Regions from separate parts of the Homo sapiens genome. Here region 2 is linked to region 1. A link is a contact called in ENCODE Hi-C or POLR2A ChIA-PET data. All regions are on one chromosome and are shown on one strand. Each heading gives the region's core, a stretch centred on a gene start or an enhancer-like site at or near the end of the contact. The rest is flanking DNA. Distances are from core to core; before and after follow the strand shown. Region 1 overlaps RMDN2 (regulator of microtubule dynamics 2). Region 2 holds the start of CYP1B1 (cytochrome P450 family 1 subfamily B member 1).

Evidence for each region. A loop is a pair of places that touch in the nucleus more often than their neighbours do. ChIA-PET counts read pairs that join two places held with the same protein, here RNA polymerase II (POLR2A). Pooled maps may share reads with other maps.
Region 2: a loop to region 1 is called in a map of PC-3, with 14 times the contacts of the local background. The contact joins the promoter of CYP1B1 here to the enhancer-like site in region 1. A Hi-C loop is called at or near these places in 2 of 168 maps with a recorded cell type or tissue (PC-3 and PC-9) and 1 of 50 pooled maps. POLR2A ChIA-PET finds 5 or more read pairs at or near these places in 6 of 52 experiments (H1, HEK293, MCF 10A and 3 more).

Annotation. Positions count from the first base shown.
Region 1 is chr2:38,008,766-38,013,509 of GRCh38, reverse strand. The region is part of intron 10 of RMDN2 (regulator of microtubule dynamics 2); the gene reads right to left. The region is part of intron 2 of RMDN2-AS1 (RMDN2 antisense RNA 1); the gene reads left to right. Among named protein-coding and RNA genes, the nearest start is that of RMDN2-AS1, 25 kb to the left of the region's middle. Within about 2 kb of position 2,374, at least 2 of the 41 ENCODE cell types and tissues checked have a DNase peak (open chromatin) inside an H3K27ac peak, as active enhancers do; they include PC-3 and PC-9, where a contact is called at or near this core.
Region 2 is chr2:38,074,901-38,079,607 of GRCh38, reverse strand. It overlaps CYP1B1 (cytochrome P450 family 1 subfamily B member 1), which reads left to right and starts at 3,457. Exons shown (of 3, transcript NM_000104.4): 1 at 3,457-3,828; 2 at 4,219-4,707. The coding sequence starts at 4,220. RefSeq lists silencers at 2,342-2,461, 3,372-3,461, cis regulatory regions at 2,505-2,534, 3,455-3,462, an enhancer at 2,436-2,634 and a promoter at 2,101-3,476.

The DNA of each region.
Region 1 (4,744 bases), core at 1,125-3,624:
ACAACTATACCACTTGCTAAATATAACGTGCTCTTAACTTTTAGCACTCCCAGAGTACACTTCTTTTTGTGGTTTGTTTCTGGTAACATTGGATTTACTAGTCTATGAGTCTGTTTGTCTTAGAAAGGTGACTAATGCCATTTCAAAATGTTTCAGCAATTTTAAAATATGGGTTTTTCTTTACCAGTTTAGCACCTCTTATCATACAACATTACATAATGCTTTTTATATTTGAGCTTTCTCAGTAGGCTCCACGTTGATGAACTTTAATACTGCCTCCAGGCAAACAACTTTCAGGTTGCCAGTGAAGTCATTATTTCATTCAGCAATCGTTCTCACACTGTCTTAGACACAGAAATCCCTTTTTTAAAAAAGAAATGTTTCTCAGGATCTGAGATTACTTTCCTAGGGTCAAGAAAAGTCCACATGAATAATAAAAATACTGTAGTTTCAAATTCTGGGAATGTAAAGCTGCTTACACCTTTGAATCTGGGCTCTAGAGACCAAACGACTGACACTCCCAATATCAACTAGCAGTGTGATGAGCTGAGAGTTCCCTAATAGGGGACAGAAGACATGTCCACAAATGCCTATAATGCAAGGAAGAAGCTATAAATGCCACAAGAAAGAAACAAACATCTTATGAAATGTCACACGAGAGAGTAAACTGATGGCTAGGTTGTCCTCTTGTAACTAGTGGCATTGCTAGACATTTTGGAAATGAATAAACTTGGTTAGCAAAATCACTAATGGGGTATATTTCAATCTGAAAAAACTTTATAGAGATGGAGGGGTATTACATATAACTCACTTCATCCTATTTTCTCATGGAAAAAGAAATGGAAATATACCTTACATACCTTTACTACTTGGAAAAAAATTGCTAAGAATACAAATGGAGACATCACTGAGGAAAAAAATGCAATGTGAGAAATATTTGCTCATACTATTTTGCTTATTACAGAAATACTTCCAATGTCTAGCCTTCTTACATTCATTAGGAGTCCTCTTTATTATTACTATTGACACTATTATTTTTATTTGTACGATATTAATGCCTTGGTTCTTTCTATCAACACTTACTGAGTGCTTATTATATGCTAGGCAGTTACACAGGATTAGGGGTACAGTGATGAATGAGACAAACCTGGTTGTTACTTTCATGGAACAATCACATTAATAATGACATAATAACTGTGTGAAATGATAGCAAGGAAAAGTATAGGGGCTTTCTTGCCAGCAGGCGTCAAGGAAGTCTTTCCTGACGAAACAGCATCCATGGTAAGGCCTGGAGGATAGGAAGGAATAAAGCTAGTGGAAGGAGCAGAGGGTGGGTAGGAGTGTTTCAGGAAGTGGAACAGTATGTTCTAAGGGTGAAGGGCAGGCTGGGTGGTGCAGAGGAGAGGGGAGCTGGGAACATATGAAGCTTGAGAGATTGGTAGGAGCTGGGTCAGAGCCTTGAAAGACATGCTAAAAATTCTGACCCTCATCCCAGCAGCAAAGGGTTTTGAGCAGGGAAGTGACATGTTGACGTTTACATTTAATCTGTTGCTTGGGCTGCTACTGGGAGTCAAGAGTGGCCTGGCGGGAGGCAAGGAAGCTGTGAGGAGAATGACTGGGAGGCTGGTACAATCTGTGGTCCGGGGGAAAGTGGGCACATTCCTTTTGCTCCAGGCAAACCGAGCTTTGCTCTCTCACTTTTGTGCCTCTGTTCATGACCTGCAATATACTTGCCCACAACTCCATATTATACAGATCTTTCAAAGTCTACCTCTGATGCCACCTGGCCTCTTCTAGGTAAAAATAATTTCTCCCTTTTGAAAATTTCCATAACTGATGATTTGTACTTCTCTTAGTACCTTATGCTTTCTGCTTCGAGCTATAGTTATTTGGACACACATCATATATTCCCTTCTAGGCTATAGGCTCCTAGAAGGCAACAGGTGTGTCTTATTTGTTTATAGTTCAGATCACAATAAATATTGGAACTTGTATTGCTCCAACACAGAAAAAGAGGAGGGTTTTTTTTACTGAGGCATTTATTTTCTGTTAATGATTTAGAGGATGATAGTGTTTGGTGGTATGAGAAAAGGAGGAAAATATATACCTATTTTTTTGTTGTTGTTCCCACAACACCAGTCAACAGCTCACAGGAGCAGACTGAGTTGTTAACCCTGTGGAATGCTTGAAACTTAAAGCATACCCAGAATCCTGACTTACTGAATCAAAGGGCAAGAGACAGGGCAATAGTTTATTTTTCATTAATGGCCAGTGTCCAAAAACCAAGAACATGTTATTACATATTTTTCATCTTTGTCATGGCCTTGGATAGCCACACCTGCTGTGAATTGAGGACTGAGGATGGCAACCCATGGTCACTCCCCTTACTCTAGGCTGGGCCACCTGTCTAGCTTGTTTGCTGCCTACATAGTTAATCTCCAGCTCCCCGGAATTATGCTGTGCCCCCTCCTTCCCACTGAAGGAATTATGCTTGCTTCACTCCCTGCTGTCTTACATCTAACAAGGATCAGGATGTTTTAACTGGTAGGGGCCTCCTGGTGACAGGTTATCTTACAGAGATACAGCAAATTTTAAAACTTTATAGTACATGTAAAATCCAAGTCAAAGGTTTTAGTATGAAAGAAAACTCTGGGGTGGAGCCAAGATGGCTGAATAGCAACAGCTCCAGTCTACAGCTCCGAGCGTGAGTGATGCAGAAGATGGGTGATTTCTGCATTTCCACCTGAGGTACCGGGTGCATCTCACTGGGGAGTGTCAGAAAGCGGGTGCAGGACAGTGGCTGCAGTGCACCGAGCATGAGCCGAAGCTGGGCAAGACATTGCCTCACCTGGGAAGTGCAAAGGGTAAGGGAATTCCCTTTCCTAGTCAAAGAAAGGGGTGACAAACGGCACCTGGAAGATCGGGTCACTCCCACCCTAATACTGCGCTTTTCCAATGGTCTTAGCAAGTGGCACACCAGGAGATTATATCCCTCTCCTGGCTCGGAGGGTCCTATGCCCATGGAGCCTTGCTCATTGCTAGCACAGCAGTCTGAGATCAAACTGCAAGGCAGCAGCAAGGCTGGGGGAGGGGAGCGAGCCATTGCCGAGGCTTGAGTAGCTAAACAAAGCAGCCAGGAAGCTCGAATTAGGTGGAGCCCACCACAGCTCAAGGAGGCCTGCCTGCCTCTGTAGACTCCACCTCTGGGGGCAGGGCTTAGCCAAACAAAAGGCAGCAGAATCCTCTGCAGACTTAAATGTCCCTGTCTGACAGCACTGAAGAGAGTAGTGGTTCTCCCAGCACGCAGCTGGAGATCTGAGAATGGACAGACTGCCTCCTCAAGTGGGTCCCTGACCCCTGAGTAGCCTAACTGGGAGGCACCACCCAGCAAGGGCAGACTGACACCTCAGATGCCCGGGTACTCCTCTGAGACAAAACTTCCAGAGGAACGATCAGGCAGCAACATTTGCTGCTCACGAATATCCACTGTTCTGCAGCCTCTGCTGCTGATACCCAGGCAAACAGGGTCTGGAGTGGACCTCCAGCAAACTCCAACAGACCTGCAGCTGAGGGTCCTGACTGTTAGAAGGAAAACTAATAAACAGAAAGGACATCCACACCAAAACCCCATCTGTACGTCACCATCATCAAAGACCAAAGGTAGAAAAAAACCACAAAGATGGGGAAAAAACAGAGCAGAAAAACTGGAAACTCTAAAAATCAGAGCGCCTCTCCTCCTCCAAAGGAATGCAGCTCCTCACCAGCAACGGAACAAAGCTGGACGGAGAATGACTCTGACAAGTTGAGAGAAGAAGGCTTCAGACGATCAAACTACTCCGAGCTAAAGGAGGAAGTTCGAAACCATGGCAAAGAAGTTAAAAACCTTGAAAAAAAATTAGATGAATGGCTAACTAGAATAATCAACGCAGAGAATTCCTTAAAGGACCTGATGGAGCTGAAAACCAAGGCACGAGAACTACGTGACAAATGCACAAGCCTCAGTAGCCAATTTGATCAACTGGAAGAAAGGGTATCAGTGATGGAAAATCAAATGAATGAAATGAAGCGAGAGGAGAAGTGTAGAGAAAAAAGAATAAAAAGAAACGAACAAAGCCTCCAAGAAATGTGGGACTATGTGAAAAGACCAAATCTACGTCTGATTGGTGTACCTGAAAGTGATGTGACAGGGAGAATGGAACCAAGTTGGAAAACACTCTGCAGGATATCATCCAGGAGAACTTCCCCAATCTAGCAAAGCAGGCCAACATTCAAATTCAGGAAATACAGAGAACGCCAAAAAGATACTCCTCGAGAAGACTAACTCCAAGACATGTAATTGTCAGATTCACCAAAGTTGAAATGAAGGAAAAAATGTTAAGGGCAGCCAGAGAGAAAGGACGGGTTACCCATAAAGGGAAGCCCATCAGACTAACAGCTGATCTCTCAGCAGAAACTCTACAAGCCAGAAGAGAGTGGGGGCCAATATTCCACATTCTTAAAGAAAAGAATTTTCAACCCAGAATTTCATATCCAGCCAAACTAAGCTTCATAAGTGAAGGAGAAATAAAATCCCTTACAGACGAGCAAATGCTGAGAGATTTTGTCACCACCAGACCTGCCCTAAAAGAGCTCCTGAAGGAAGCACTCAACATGGAAAGGAACAACCGGTACCAGCCACTGCAAAAACATGCCAAATTGTAAAGACCATCGAGGCTAGGAAGAAACTGCATCAGCTAATGAGCGA
Region 2 (4,707 bases), core at 2,208-4,707, 65 kb before region 1:
CAGAATGCCCATATTCTGTGTTGATTGAAAGGAGATTCCTGGGCCTTAGGTCCCTGCTTTGGTTGAGAAGTTGTGATGATAATTAAAGAGCCTGCGTAGATTCTCACTAGAGGCAGGGCTCTGCCTTGAGTTGGGTCGGGGTGCCAACAGGCTGCTCTGGATTTATCCGAAGTCCTTATCAGGGTACCGGATGGGGCATTCAATGAAGTTTGCACCATAAAGCCCTAAGAACTCCAGGCTTGAAGATTCTCTGCAAAAAGTGTTACCATAGCCAGTCATTTTGGTTTGCCATAACCGATAAGGGCTTATCTTTCTGACAGCACTTACCAACCTAGTTCCTCTGATTTTTGAGTCATGTCCTAGAAAAAGAGCTGAGCCCAAGGAACTACAGCTTGGAGGATATATCTGATCTATCTGCGATGGCAGGAAAGCATGCATCTAGTTGATCTAAAAACTAGATGGCATTATTGAGGAGTTGGACAGGCGGTCTTAGGAACAACCTCGTTTTATACTTTTTAAAAATAGGAATTTACTTAAAGGCAACTTCCATCTGCTCTCATTCTGGCAGAGGTATTGTGATAAAGGCTTTCAGGAATGTCAACAGCTCAGGATTGGCATTAGCTCATAGATAATTCCCGTCTACTAAATTAAAGTCTATGAGAGATTGATGCATGCACCAGAGTCTTGAATTATTAGGCAAGGATCTTGCTAAAGCTGGACATGGGAAGGTTGCTATGAAACTCATTTCAAAGGCTGTGTAGGCCAACTCACCTCTGGGAAACCAACGCTTATTATTAAACCAATGCAACTGCTCAAAAACTAAAACTCCATCACTATCTAAGTTCCCCATCATGGTGTGTGAAATCATTTCCAGAAAACTCTTCAAAAGATACCGAATAAAAGGCATCACAGGCCGGGCACGGTGGCTCATGCCTGTAATCCCAGCACTTTGGGAGGCCCAGGCTGGTGGATCACCTGAGGTCAGGAGTTTGAGACCAGCCTGGCCAGCATGGTGAAACCCCATCTCTACTAGAAAAATACAAAAATTAGCCGGGTGTGGTGGTGCGCACCTGTAATCCCAGCTACTTGGGAGGCTGAGCCAGGAGAACCTGGCAGGCGGAGGTTGCAGTGAGCCGAGATCACGCCATTGCACTGCAGCCCAGGTGACAGAGTGAGACTCCATCTCAAAAAAAATAAATAAATAAAAATAAAAATAAAAAAAGCCATCACGAAAAGACATTTCTTTATCAGGTCAGCAAATTGATTGCTGGTTTCAATCTCTCAAGAAGTCAGATTCTTTTCAGACACTCCTTTGTGTTTCTTTACAATGTAATCAGTCATTCCAGGGTCAGCTATGAGGCACACTCCCCTGGCCTCCCTCATAAGCAATTTAATTGCAAAGGGTTAGCATACTATTTCTTCTCTGCTATTCTCAGAATTCTCAATTATGAAAACAAAAACAATAATTAAAAAGTTCTTCCAGCTGATTTTTTTTTTTTTTTTTTTTTTGAGACAGAGTCTCACTTAAACTCTGCTGCCCAGGCTGTAGTGCAGTGGTGCAATCTCTGCTCACTGCAACCTCTGCCTCCCACGTTCAACCAATTCTGCTGCCTTCCCCCCTGATCCCCGAGTAGCTGGGATTACAGGTGTGCACCACCACGTCCGGCTAACTTTTGTATTTTTAGTAGATGGGGTTTCGCCATGTTGGCCAGGCTGGTCTCGAACTCCTGACCTCAAGTGATCCGCCCGCTTAAGCCTCCCAAAGTGCTGGGATTACAGGCGTGAGCCACTGCGCCTAGCCCCACGTGCATTTTTTTTTTTAAGGGAGGCAGGAAAGAAGGCATTTGGGCCTCTTATCTGCAATTTTCTTCCGTGTAAACTTATGTGAAGGATCTGGAGTGGGACTTGGTGGCTTCAAGCCCTGGCTCCACTTCTTGATGGCTGCGCGACCTGGGTTAAGTCACGCAACCTCTCTGAACCCTAGTTTATTCATCTGTAAACAGGTCAATAATAGCACGAGATTCGCAGCGCGAGTGGAGCTCAAAGTGCAGGGTTGTCCCTGGTGAACCTATCACTTTTATATTTATCCTTTGATGAAGCCAGTACAATTCCTACCTGGTTAACCAGATACATCCCACCTCTTCCCTCGAGTTCGCCCTTCCCCCCGCCTCGTGAAGTCCTTGTTCTCTTAGCTGTCTTGAAAATCCTATGCATCAGCATGTAGGAAAGGGCGCGCCAGGCGGGGGAAGCCACCCCCGCCCAAGCGCCTCCGGCTTCCCTTATAAAGGGAGGGCCCCCTTCGCGACCGCAAGCGCGCCCAGGAAGACCACAGAGCCGCCGGTGCGCAGCGAGGTGGCGATACGCGCCCGGGCTCGGCCTGCGGGTGGTGGCCCAAGCGTCCGCCTCGCTGGCCTGGCAGGCGCGACTGTGCGTGCGCAGCCGAGGGTGGTGGCGGCCGGCACCCCACGCCAAGGGTGGTGGTGGCCGGCACCCCACCCTCGGCCGCCGCCTCCGCGTGTCAGGTGCCGTGAGAAGCGCGGGAGGAGCGGCCGCAGGCAGCGCCCAGGGATATGACTGGAGCCGACTTTCCAGAAGCGGCGCACGCAAAGCCCAGCTCCGCACGCAAAGGGGAGGCGACAGCAGAAACTTCAACCCGATAAAGTTCGCCGGAGCGCGGAGATTCGCCTCCTCCTGCCACTCTCCGCCCCGCTCGGGTCCCGCCCCGCTAGCTCCCCCAGGCCCCCCCAGTCGCCCCAGCTTGGCTCCCCGCCCTGCGCCAACGGCTTCCATCGCAGCCTGGGCGGCCCCGCGCCCACCAGCGGGCGGCGCCACCTGGAGTGGCCTCTACGCGGGAAATCTCAGGGCCAGCTGCGCCCCAGGAGCCTTTGTGTGCCCAAGCACTGTCGGGGCCCCGGGGCGGGGGAGCGGCTACTTTTAGGGATTCCTGATCTCGCCGCAAGAACTGGAAAAAATTTAGCATGCCAAAGAGCCTCCACTGAGGTGGCAATTTGTTTGCGAGAACCTAAGATAAAATTTAAACAACCAACCAGGGGCGCTGTGAGGCAAACCGCTGCCACTACACTGGCTTTCCGGGAAGCAAGCTCAAGTCGCGGAGAGGGAAGGGAGGTCGTGCGCTCGGGGCGGGGCGCGCTCCCAAGTCGAGCGCAGCGGCCGGGGCAGGTTGTACCGAGCGTGGTTCTGGGGACACCGTGCGGCCTCGATTGGAGGTGGCTGTGATGAAGCGCGGTTACCGCACAATGGAAACGTGGGCACCTCCGCTCCCATGAAAGCCTGCTGGTAGAGCTCCGAGGCCGGCCGGTGCGCCTGGACGGGAGTCCGGGTCAAAGCGGCCTGGTGTGCGGCGCGCCCCGCCCCCCGCAGGCCCCGCCCTGCCAGGTCGCGCTGCCCTCCTTCTACCCAGTCCTTAAAACCCGGAGGAGCGGGATGGCGCGCTTTGACTCTGGAGTGGGAGTGGGAGCGAGCGCTTCTGCGACTCCAGTTGTGAGAGCCGCAAGGGCATGGGAATTGACGCCACTCACCGACCCCCAGTCTCAATCTCAACGCTGTGAGGAAACCTCGACTTTGCCAGGTCCCCAAGGGCAGCGGGGCTCGGCGAGCGAGGCACCCTTCTCCGTCCCCATCCCAATCCAAGCGCTCCTGGCACTGACGACGCCAAGAGACTCGAGTGGGAGTTAAAGCTTCCAGTGAGGGCAGCAGGTGTCCAGGCCGGGCCTGCGGGTTCCTGTTGACGTCTTGCCCTAGGCAAAGGTCCCAGTTCCTTCTCGGAGCCGGCTGTCCCGCGCCACTGGAAACCGCACCTCCCCGCAGGTCAGTCTGTCTGCCGAGGCGCTGCCCGGCGACCTCTTCAGATGGATTATTACAGGTAGCGGGTGGCGTGGTAGGTACTTTAAAGGAAATCAAGCGCCACCGCCTCGATGCCCGCAGCGTTGTCCCCAGATTGCAGGAACCGTTACGCGCCTTGCGGGGAGGGGAAGGGTTTGGCGCTGGGTTACAGCGAGGTGGAAACACGCCCCTTCTCTTCTCCAAGGGAGAGTGGGTTGGGGATGGGAAGGGGCGTCTTCGGCCATTTCTCCAGAGAGTCAGCTCCGACCTCTCCACCCAACGGCACTCAGTCCCCAGAGGCTGGGGTAGGGGCGTGGGGCGCCCGCTCCTGTCTCTGCACCCCTGAGTGTCACGCCTTCTCCTCTCTGTCCCCAGCATGGGCACCAGCCTCAGCCCGAACGACCCTTGGCCGCTAAACCCGCTGTCCATCCAGCAGACCACGCTCCTGCTACTCCTGTCGGTGCTGGCCACTGTGCATGTGGGCCAGCGGCTGCTGAGGCAACGGAGGCGGCAGCTCCGGTCCGCGCCCCCGGGCCCGTTTGCGTGGCCACTGATCGGAAACGCGGCGGCGGTGGGCCAGGCGGCTCACCTCTCGTTCGCTCGCCTGGCGCGGCGCTACGGCGACGTTTTCCAGATCCGCCTGGGCAGCTGCCCCATAGTGGTGCTGAATGGCGAGCGCGCCATCCACCAGGCCCTGGTGCAGCAGGGCTCGGCCTTCGCCGACCGGCCGGCCTTCGCCTCCTTCCGTGTGGTGTCCGGCGGCCGCAGCATGGCTTTCGGCCACTACTCGGAGCACTGGAAGGTGCAGCGGCGCGCAGCCCACAGCATGATGCGCAACTTCTTCACGCGCCAGCCGCGCAGCCG